2 separate regions of the Homo sapiens genome follow, and region 2 is linked to region 1. Evidence: read pairs that join two places in POLR2A ChIA-PET (ENCODE). Cell type or tissue: OCI-LY7. All regions are shown on one strand. Each heading gives the region's core, and the rest is flanking DNA. Links, peaks and the distances in the headings are about the cores only. Region 1 overlaps PDS5A (PDS5 cohesin associated factor A). Region 2 overlaps UBE2K (ubiquitin conjugating enzyme E2 K).

What was found. ChIA-PET counts read pairs that join two places held together with the same protein. Peaks named below come from ENCODE experiments on the same cell type or tissue, not always from the same donor. Only the 100,000 strongest peaks of a DNase experiment are listed, where the experiment ranks them.
Region 2: POLR2A ChIA-PET joins it to region 1 with 9 read pairs; 2 of 35 experiments call an interaction of 5 or more read pairs at or near these places.

What each region holds. Positions count from the first base shown.
Region 1 is chr4:39,968,345-39,972,735 of GRCh38, reverse strand. The region is part of intron 2 of PDS5A (PDS5 cohesin associated factor A); the gene reads left to right. Among named protein-coding and RNA genes, the nearest start is that of PDS5A, 7.4 kb to the left of the region's middle. RefSeq lists a silencer at 1,653-1,947. In OCI-LY7, for the core only: no CTCF peak of the experiment used is centred there; a DNase peak (open chromatin) is centred at 1,855; H3K27ac peaks cover 727 bases.
Region 2 is chr4:39,715,194-39,719,584 of GRCh38, reverse strand. The region is part of intron 1 of UBE2K (ubiquitin conjugating enzyme E2 K); the gene reads right to left. Among named protein-coding and RNA genes, the nearest start is that of UBE2K, 19 kb to the right of the region's middle. RefSeq lists an enhancer at 3,652-3,711. In OCI-LY7, for the core only: no CTCF peak of the experiment used is centred there; no DNase peak of the experiment used is centred there.

The sequences.
Region 1 (4,391 bases), core at 266-4,265:
ATTTGGATTATAAAATTCTTTTTTTAATAAAAAATTCCTTAAACAGTGAAAAAAAAAAAAAGGAAAGTTGTGGTTGGGTACAGGGGCTCATGCCTGTAATCCCAGCATTTTGAGGGCTGAGGCAGGAGGATCATTTGAGCCCAGGAGGTTCAGACCTGGGCAACATAGACCCTGTCTCAATTTTATTTTTATTTTTTATTTATTTATTTATTTTTTGAGACGGAGTCTCGCCCTGTCGCCCAGGCTGGAATGCAGTGGTGCAATCTTGGCTCACTGCAAACTCCGCCTCCCGGGTTCAAGCGATTCTCCTGCCCCAGCCTCCCAAGTAGCTGGGATTAGAGGTGCGTGCCACTATGCCCAGCTAATTTTTGTATTTTTAGTAGAGACGGAGTTTCACTATGTTGGTCAGGCTGGTCTCGAACTCTTGACCTCGTGATCCGCCCACCTCGGCCTCCCAAAGTGCTGGGATTACAGGCGTGAGCCACCGCGCCCAGCCAACCGTGTCTCAATATTATTTTTTTAAGGTGTGTTGGGAAAGTTATGACTACTTATGTACATTTTCTGTTTGAAAATCGATTATCAGAAGTACTGTTAACTATAAATGGACATACAATCCAGTGGAGAATGAGCATCGAGTTTGATTATCCATTTGTTATGAGTTCTTTTGGAAGTTAAAATCGACGTTCATATCAACCAACTTCAATGTCCTACTGCCAAAATGTTTTCTGAAAAATTCTTTTGATTTTGTATTTCTTCTGCCTTCCTTTCTATTTTGACTTTGTACTTAATTAGGGATCCTTCTTTAAAGTATTATGTCTCATTGGAAATGTAGATTTTTAACAATACTTAAGTATTTTTGAAATTTTGTTTTTTTATTAGAATCTTAGTTATTGATAATTTTATAAATTCAGGAGTTTATTATTATTATAACATAGCAACAGTGTTGAAATGCTGTACAAACACAAAGAGAGCTTAAGCCCGGACGCAGGGGCTCATGCTTGTAATCCTAGCCCTTTGGGAGGCCAAGGCAGGTGGATCTCTTGAGCTCAGGAGTTCGAGACCAGCCTGGCCAACATGGTGAAACCCCATCTCTACTAAAAATACAAAAATTAGCCAGGTGTGGTGGCACACCTCTGTAATCTCAGCTACTCCTGTGGCTGAGGCATGAGAATCACTTAAACCCAGGAGGCAGAGGTTGCAGTGAGGCATTATGCCACTGCACTATAGCCTGGGTGACAGCAGAGTGAGACTCTGTCTCATTAAAAAAGACCTTAAAGGCAGGCCCGGTGCGGTGGCTCACGCCTGTAATCTCAGCACTTTGGGAGGCCGAGGCGGGTGGATCATGAGGTCAGGAGATCGAGACCATCCTGGCTAACACAGGTGAAATCCCATCTCTACTAAAAATACAAAAAAATTATCCAGGCGTGGTGGCGGGGCCTGTAGTCCCAGCTACTTGGAAGGCTGAGGCAGAATTGCATGAACCCAGGAGGCGGAGCTTGCAGTAAGCCAAGATCCCACCACTGCACTCCAGCCTGGGTGACAAAGCGCGACTCTGTCTCGAAAACAAACAAACAAAACAAAACAAAAAACATCTTAAAGGCAATTACAAAGGAATTCAGCGGTGTTTGGTCCTGTTCTCGTCAGTTTTCAAGAATGGAACAAGGCTGGGTGTGGTGGCTCATGCCTGTGTAATCCCAGCACTTCAGGAGGTCAAGGTGGGAGGAACACTTGAGCCCAGGAATTTGAGATAGGCCTGGGCAACATGACAAAAACCTATCTCTACAAAAAATGCAAATATGGTCGTAGCTACTCAGGAGGGTGAGGTGGGAGGATCACTCAAGCCCAGGAAGGTCAGGGCTGCAGTGAACCGTGATCCTACCACTGCACTCCAGCCTGGGTGACCGAGTGAGACCTTGTCTTAAAAAAAAAAAAAAAAAAAAAAAAAGGAACAAGCGGTTTTACAGTGGAACCATAATCTTAGAATTAGAAGGATCTTAAAGGAAATTCTGGAACCTCCTCTTACTTCACAGATAATGAAAGTTAGGCCAAAGTATTCAAGTAACCTTTACCAAAATCAGTCACAGGGCAGTTTAGTGGCAGAGGGCAGGGGCAATAACGCCATATTTACTTTGGTTGTTATATAGTTGCTTTCTTCTAAGGAATCTAAACTAAGTAGAACTAAAAAGTTGTAACTTTTATCATGTAGTTGAAGACATTACAGTGAAATGTGAAGAGAATGAGAGTGAGTTTGGTCTTTTGTAGGGAGAAAAAGGACAGCTTTTTTTTTTTTTTTAAGCATTTGAGAGAAACTATTGTGAAGCTTTGAAGCTTCGTTGACAATAATTCTTAGAGTATGTCTTTGAAAGAGCTAAGATATGTTTTCCTATACTAGAGCTTTTCATTCCTGTTTCCAGGGCATTACTTTACCTATTTTTGTTATGTCAGGCCACAGTGGTCTTCGGTTGGTTTCCTGAACATGCCATGTTTATTTCTGTCTAGACAGGTTCCTTACATTAAATAGCCCATGTGTTCATTTGTCATTCATTTGTTACTTCTTAAGGGAAGCCTTTAAGGTTCTACATTACAGGCTGGGCGCGGTGGCTCACGCCTGTAATCCCAGCACTTTGGGAGGCCAAGGTGGGTGGATCACGAGGTCAAGAGTTCGAGACCAGTCTGACCAACATAGTGAAACCCTTTTTCTTGGAGCCGAGATCACATCACTGCATTCCAGCCTGGGCAACAGGGCGAGACTCTGTCTCAAAAAAAAAAAAAAAAGATTCTACATTACATACCCTTCAACTCCTTCATATTACATTTATCCATACATTTATTTGGTTTGTCTCTTTAGCTTCTCTGTAAACCTTATTAATACAGATACCGTGTCTGTTTTTCATTCCTCTCAGTGCCAAGCTTAATGCCTGGCACATAATTGGGTGCTGAACAAATACTTGTTAAGTGAATGAATGAATATTTTGTATTAATACTGAATTAGAGAAATATTTTTATTTTTGAAAGTAAAGGATAATTTGAAAAAATTTCAAATTGCAGCTAAGGACTTTCCTTTTTTTTGAGACCAAGTTTTGCTCTTGTTGCCCAGGCTGGAGTGCAATGGCCTGATCTCGGCTCACTGCAACCTCTGCTTCCTGGGTTCAAGTGATTATCCTGCCTCAGCCTCCTGAATAGCTGGGATTATAGGCATCCACCACCACGCCTGGCTAACTTTGTATTTTTAGTAGACACGGGGTTTTACCATGTTGGTCAGGCTGGTCTCGAACTGGTGACCTCAGGTAATCCACCCACCTCGACCTCCCAAAGTGCTGGGATTAGGGCGTGAGCCACTCTGCCTGGCTAGGACTTTTCAAACTAAGGAGTTTGTGTCTTAGAGATGGTAACATAGGTACAGTACTTAGAATTTTGGAGTCAACAGGTAGTTCAGAGGTTATGTATTTCTGTTCTAATTTTTCAGGTGAAGAAACTGACCATTTGATAGGTTGTGAACAACGCTAGTCACCTAAAGCTGAAAAGTGTCATTAACTTCTGCTACTTAGATAATAGAAGTTACAATTATATATTAATTGACAAATATTAAAACCATACTAAAGTTAGCTATGTGGAAGGATGGCCAATAGTTTAGTATCATTGTTACATTAAGAATCACAAATAGCTGGCACGGTGGCTTACGCCTGTAATCCCAGCACTTTGGGATGCCTAGGCGGGCGGATCACCTGAGGTCAGGAGTTCAAGACCAGCCTGACCAACATGGAGAAACCCCGTTTCTACTAAAAATATAAAATTAGTTGGGTGTGGTGGCACATGCCTGTAATCCCAGCTACTCAGGAGGCTGGGGCAGTAGAATCCCTTGAACCTGGGAGGCAGAGGTTGCAGTGAGCCGAGATCACGCCACTGCACTCCAGCCTGGGGGACAGGGCAAGACTCTGTCACGAGAAAAAAAAAAAGTAAAAGCATACACTGAGCAAGTGATTTTTTAAAAAATTCATATTACAGGCCGGGCACAGTGGCTCATGCATGTAATCCCAGCACTTTGGAAGGCCGAGGTGGGTGAATCACCTGAGGTCGGGAGTTCGAGACCAGCCTGACCAACGTGGAGAAACCCTGTCTCTACTAAAAATATAAAATTAGCCGGGTGTGGTGGCGCATGCCTGTAATCTCAGCTACTCAGGAGGCTGAGGCAGGAGAATCGCTTGAACCCAGGAGGCGGAGGTTGTGGTGAGCCGACATGGTGCCATTGCACTCCAGCCTGGGCAACAACAGTGAAACTCTGTCTCAAAAAAAAAAAAAAAATTAATATTATAATTAAGTAATCTAAGCACCATTGCACTCCAGCCTGGGCAACAAGAGCGAAACTCCATCTCAAAAAAAAAAAAAAAGAA
Region 2 (4,391 bases), core at 167-4,166, 250 kb after region 1:
AAATCCATAATCACACATTTGCTAAAAGTAACGGAAGCCTGCCCTAAACCTATGTCCTAAGAGCACTTTTAGCAGCAGCTCCTCAAAATTAGATACCTATCAAAGACTTTTTTGGTGTGCTTTAAATTACTAAGGCTTCTACATTCAAGGAACCCTACAAGGTGCTAAAGAGAAAAAAATGAATATGAGCCCTCAAGGAGTTTAATCTACCAGGAGTAGAAGGACATATGTACAATTATCAATAGTAAGATAACTGCTCTCATGAAGTCTGACAATGAAAAACAGAAGGAAACTTTGGCTTCAAGAAAGGCTTACCAGGGGTGGTATTTTAGGACAAGTAGGTTTCGAAAGGTAAAGAAAAAAGATAAGGGCTTATTCCAGACAGATGAAACAACTAAATAGCAAGCAATTTTGTATTGCTGAAGGTTTGAGGGAGACTGAAAGTCTGAGGTATGTGTAGGAATGCAAGTGTGTATCTGTGACTTAACAGGAAATAGGTCAGGAAAGGTAGGTCAGAATGAGAGGTGACAGCGTGCTGGCAGCCCTCACAGCCCTTGCTCACTCTTGGTGCCTCCTCGGCCTCAGTGCCCATTCTGGCCACACTTGAGGAGCCCTTCAGCCCACCGCTGCACTGTGGGAGCCCCTTCCTGGGATGGCCGAGGCCGGAGCCAGCTCCCTCAGCCTGCAGGGAGGTGTGAAGGGAGAGGCACGGGTGGGAACCGGGGCTGCGCACGGCGTTTGCAGGCCAGCTAGATTTCCAGGTGGGCGTGGGCTTGGCGGGCTCAGCACTCTGAGCGGCCGACTGGCCCTGCTGGCCCTGGGCAGTGAGGGGCTTAGCACCCAGGCCAGCAGCTGCGGAGGATGCGGCCGGGTCCCCCAGCAGTGCTGGCCCACCAGCGCTGCGCTCAATTTCTCACCAGGCCTTAGCTGCCTCCCCACGGGGCAGGGCTCGGGACCTGCAGCCCGCCATGCCTGAGTCCTGCCCCCCTGCCGTGGGCTCCTGCGTGGCCTGAGCATTGTCCCCTGCTCCACGGCACCCAGTTCCATCGACTGCCCAAGGGCTGAGGAGTGCAGGCGCATGGCGCAGGACTGGCGGGCAGCTCCACCTGTGGCCCCGGTGCGAGATCCACTGGGTGAGGCCAGCTGGGCTCCTGAGTCTAGTGGGGACTTGGAGAACCTTTATGTCTAGCTAAGGGATTGTGAATGCACCAATCGGCACTCTTTATCTAGCTCAAGGTTTGTAAATGCACCAATCAGCACTCTGTGTCTAGCTCAGGGTTTGTAAATACAGCAATCGACACTCTGTATCTAGCTAATCTAGAGAACATGGAGAACTTTTGTGTCTAGCTCAGGGATTGTAAACGCACCAATCAGCACCCTGTCAAAACGGACCAATCAACTCTCTGTAAAACAGACCAATCAGCTCTCTGTAAAATGGACCAATCAGCAGGATGTGCGTGGGGCCAGATAAGAGAATAAAAACAGGCTGCCTGAGCCAGCAGTGGCAACCCACTCGGGTCCCCTTCCACACTGTGGAAGCTTTGTTCTTTTGCTCTTTGCAATAAATCTTGCTACTGCTCACTCTTTGGGTCCACACTGCCTTTATGAGCTGTAACACTCACCGCAAAGGTCTGCAGCTTCACTCCTGAAGCCAGCGAAACCACGAACCCACCGGGAGGAACGAACAACTCCAGACGCGCCGCCTTAAGAGCTGTAACACTCACCGCGAAGGTCTGCAGCTTCACTCCTGAGCCAGCGAGACCACGAACCCACCAGAAGGAAGAAACTCCGAACACAACCGAACATCAGAAGGAACAAACTCCGGACACGCCGCCTTTAAGAACTGTTAACACTCACCGCAAGGGTCCGTGGCTTCATTCTTGAAGTCAGTGAGACCAAGAACCCACCAATTCCGGACACAAGAACAACAGTATAAAGGTTTTGACTTTATCCCCATAGGCACTGGAAAACCTAACAGAGAATGATGTAACATTGTATTTTTAAAATTAAATCCAGTGGCATGGCACCATTAGGGTTGACTAGAAAAGCTGGGAGAGGCTGGGCGTGGTGGCTCACGCCTGTAATCCCAGCACTTTGGGAGGCTGAGGTGGGCGGATCACAAGGTCAGGAGTTCAAGACCAGCCTGATCAACGTGGTGAAACCCTGTCTGTACTTAAAACACAAAAATTAGCCGGGTGTGGCAGCATGCATCTGTAATCCCAGCTACTCAGGAGGCTGAGGCAGAATTGCTTGAACACGGGAGATGGAGGTTGCAATGAGCCAAGATTGTGCCACTGCACTCCAGCCTGGGCGATATAGCGAGAGTCCATCTTAAAAAAAAAAAAAGAAAGAAAAGAAAAGCTGGGAGAGACTGAAGGCAGAAAAATAAATGTACATAAGCAAACTTTTATTCTATTTTATTCTTTAAAGACAGGGTCTTGGCTCTGTGAAGTGCAGTGGCAAAGTCAAAGTTCACCGCAGCCTCGATCTCCCAGGCTTAAGGGATCCTCTCGCCTCAGCATCCAGAGTAGTTTAGGACTACTGATGCGCACCACCCACCCCAGGCTTTTTTTTTTTTTTTTTTTTTGAGATGGAGTCTCACCCTGCCACCCAGGCTGGAGTGCAGTGGCACGATCTTGGCTCACAGCAACCTCCGCCTCCCGGGTTCAAGTGATTCTCCTGTCTCGGCTTCCCAAGCAGCTGGGATTACAGGTGCACACCGCTGTGCCCTACTAATTTTTTGTATTTTAGTAGAGACAGGGTTTCACCGTGTTGCCCAGGCTGATCTTGAATTCCTGAGCTCAGGCAATCCACCCGCCTTGGCCTCCTAAAGTGCTAGGATTACAGGCGTGAGCCACCGTGTCTGGCCTCATTTTTTAAATATTCTGTAGAAACAGGGTCTCACTATGTTGCCCAGATCGGTCTCAAACTCCTGGGCTCAAGCAATCCTCCTGCTTCAGCCGTCCAAAACGCTGGGATTACCGGCTTAAGCTATTGCAAGTTGCCAGGAAACGTTTAATACAAATAGTCCATCTGGGCTGGGCGCAGCGGCTCATGCCTGTAATCCCAGCACTCTGGGCGGCTAAGGCGCATGGATCACTTGAGCCTAGGAGTTTGAGACCAGCCTGGGCAACATGGCAAAACCCTGTCTCCACAAAAAGTAAAAAAAATCAGCCAGGCATGGTGGCAAATGCCTGTAATGCCAGCTACTTGGGAGGCTGTGGTGGGAGGATCACTTAAGCCCAACAGGTTAAGACTGCGGCGTGAGCTGTGATCACAACACGGCACCCCAGCCTGGATGATAGATAGACAGACAGACACCATGTTTCAAATAAATAAATAGTCCATCCTGAGATATAAAAACCTGACCTATGGTATTAACAAAAGGAATAAAAAAGAGAAAACAAACATTCCAGAGACAAGTGGAGGATGAAAGGTAAATCAGTGACAATATTTTATAAAGGATAGTAACAGAGGTTAGAGGAAAATCAGAAAAGAGCAGTATCAGAGCAACCAAAGGAGGAGAGTTCTAAGATGGAAATGGAAATGCTGAAGGAACATGTACAAAATGGATGATCACGAGAACTCACTCTGTGTTCTGTAATTGGGAAGGTACTGCCTGAAGGAGCAGTTTCAGTATGACATGGTAGAGAGAGAAACCTGAGTACAGAAGTTAAGAAAATGAATTAACTTTTAAAAACCAAATACAGAAGAATGTCTTTAAAAAAATAAATAAAAAAAAACGGGTCCTCCGGCACAGTGCCTCCAGAGCAGGAGGTCAGGCCAACCAGTGACCTGGGTCCGAGAATGCCTTTATTAATATCAAAGTAGGAGAAGACTTCTTAAAATGCAAAAAACACACCATGTAGGAAAAGATAAAATCTGAATACCTTAAAATTAAACTTCTGTAAGACAAAAAGGAGGACAATAAGTAAAATACACCAGAAAAAAATTGACTACTTTAAAATTAAACAGGGCCAGGCACGGTGGGTGACACCTGTAATCCCAGCACTTTGGAAGGCTGAGGCGGGTGGATCACTTGAGATCAGGAGTTGGAGACCAGCCTGGCCAACATCGTGAAAAACCCTATCTCTACTAAAAATACAAAAAAGCAGACGGGCATGGTGGCCCACACCTATAATCTCAGCACTTTGGGAGGCTGAGTTGGGAGGATCCCTTGAACCCACGAGTTCAAGATCAGCCTGGGTAACATAGGGAGATTCCCATCTCTACAAAAATTTTTTTTAAAAATTAGCTGGCCGGGCGCGGTGGCTCACGTCTGTAATCCCAGCACTTTGGGAGGCCGAGGCAGGTGGATCACGAGGTCAGGAGATTGAGACCATCTGGCTAACATGGTGAAACCCCATCTCTACTAAAAAATACAAAAAAAA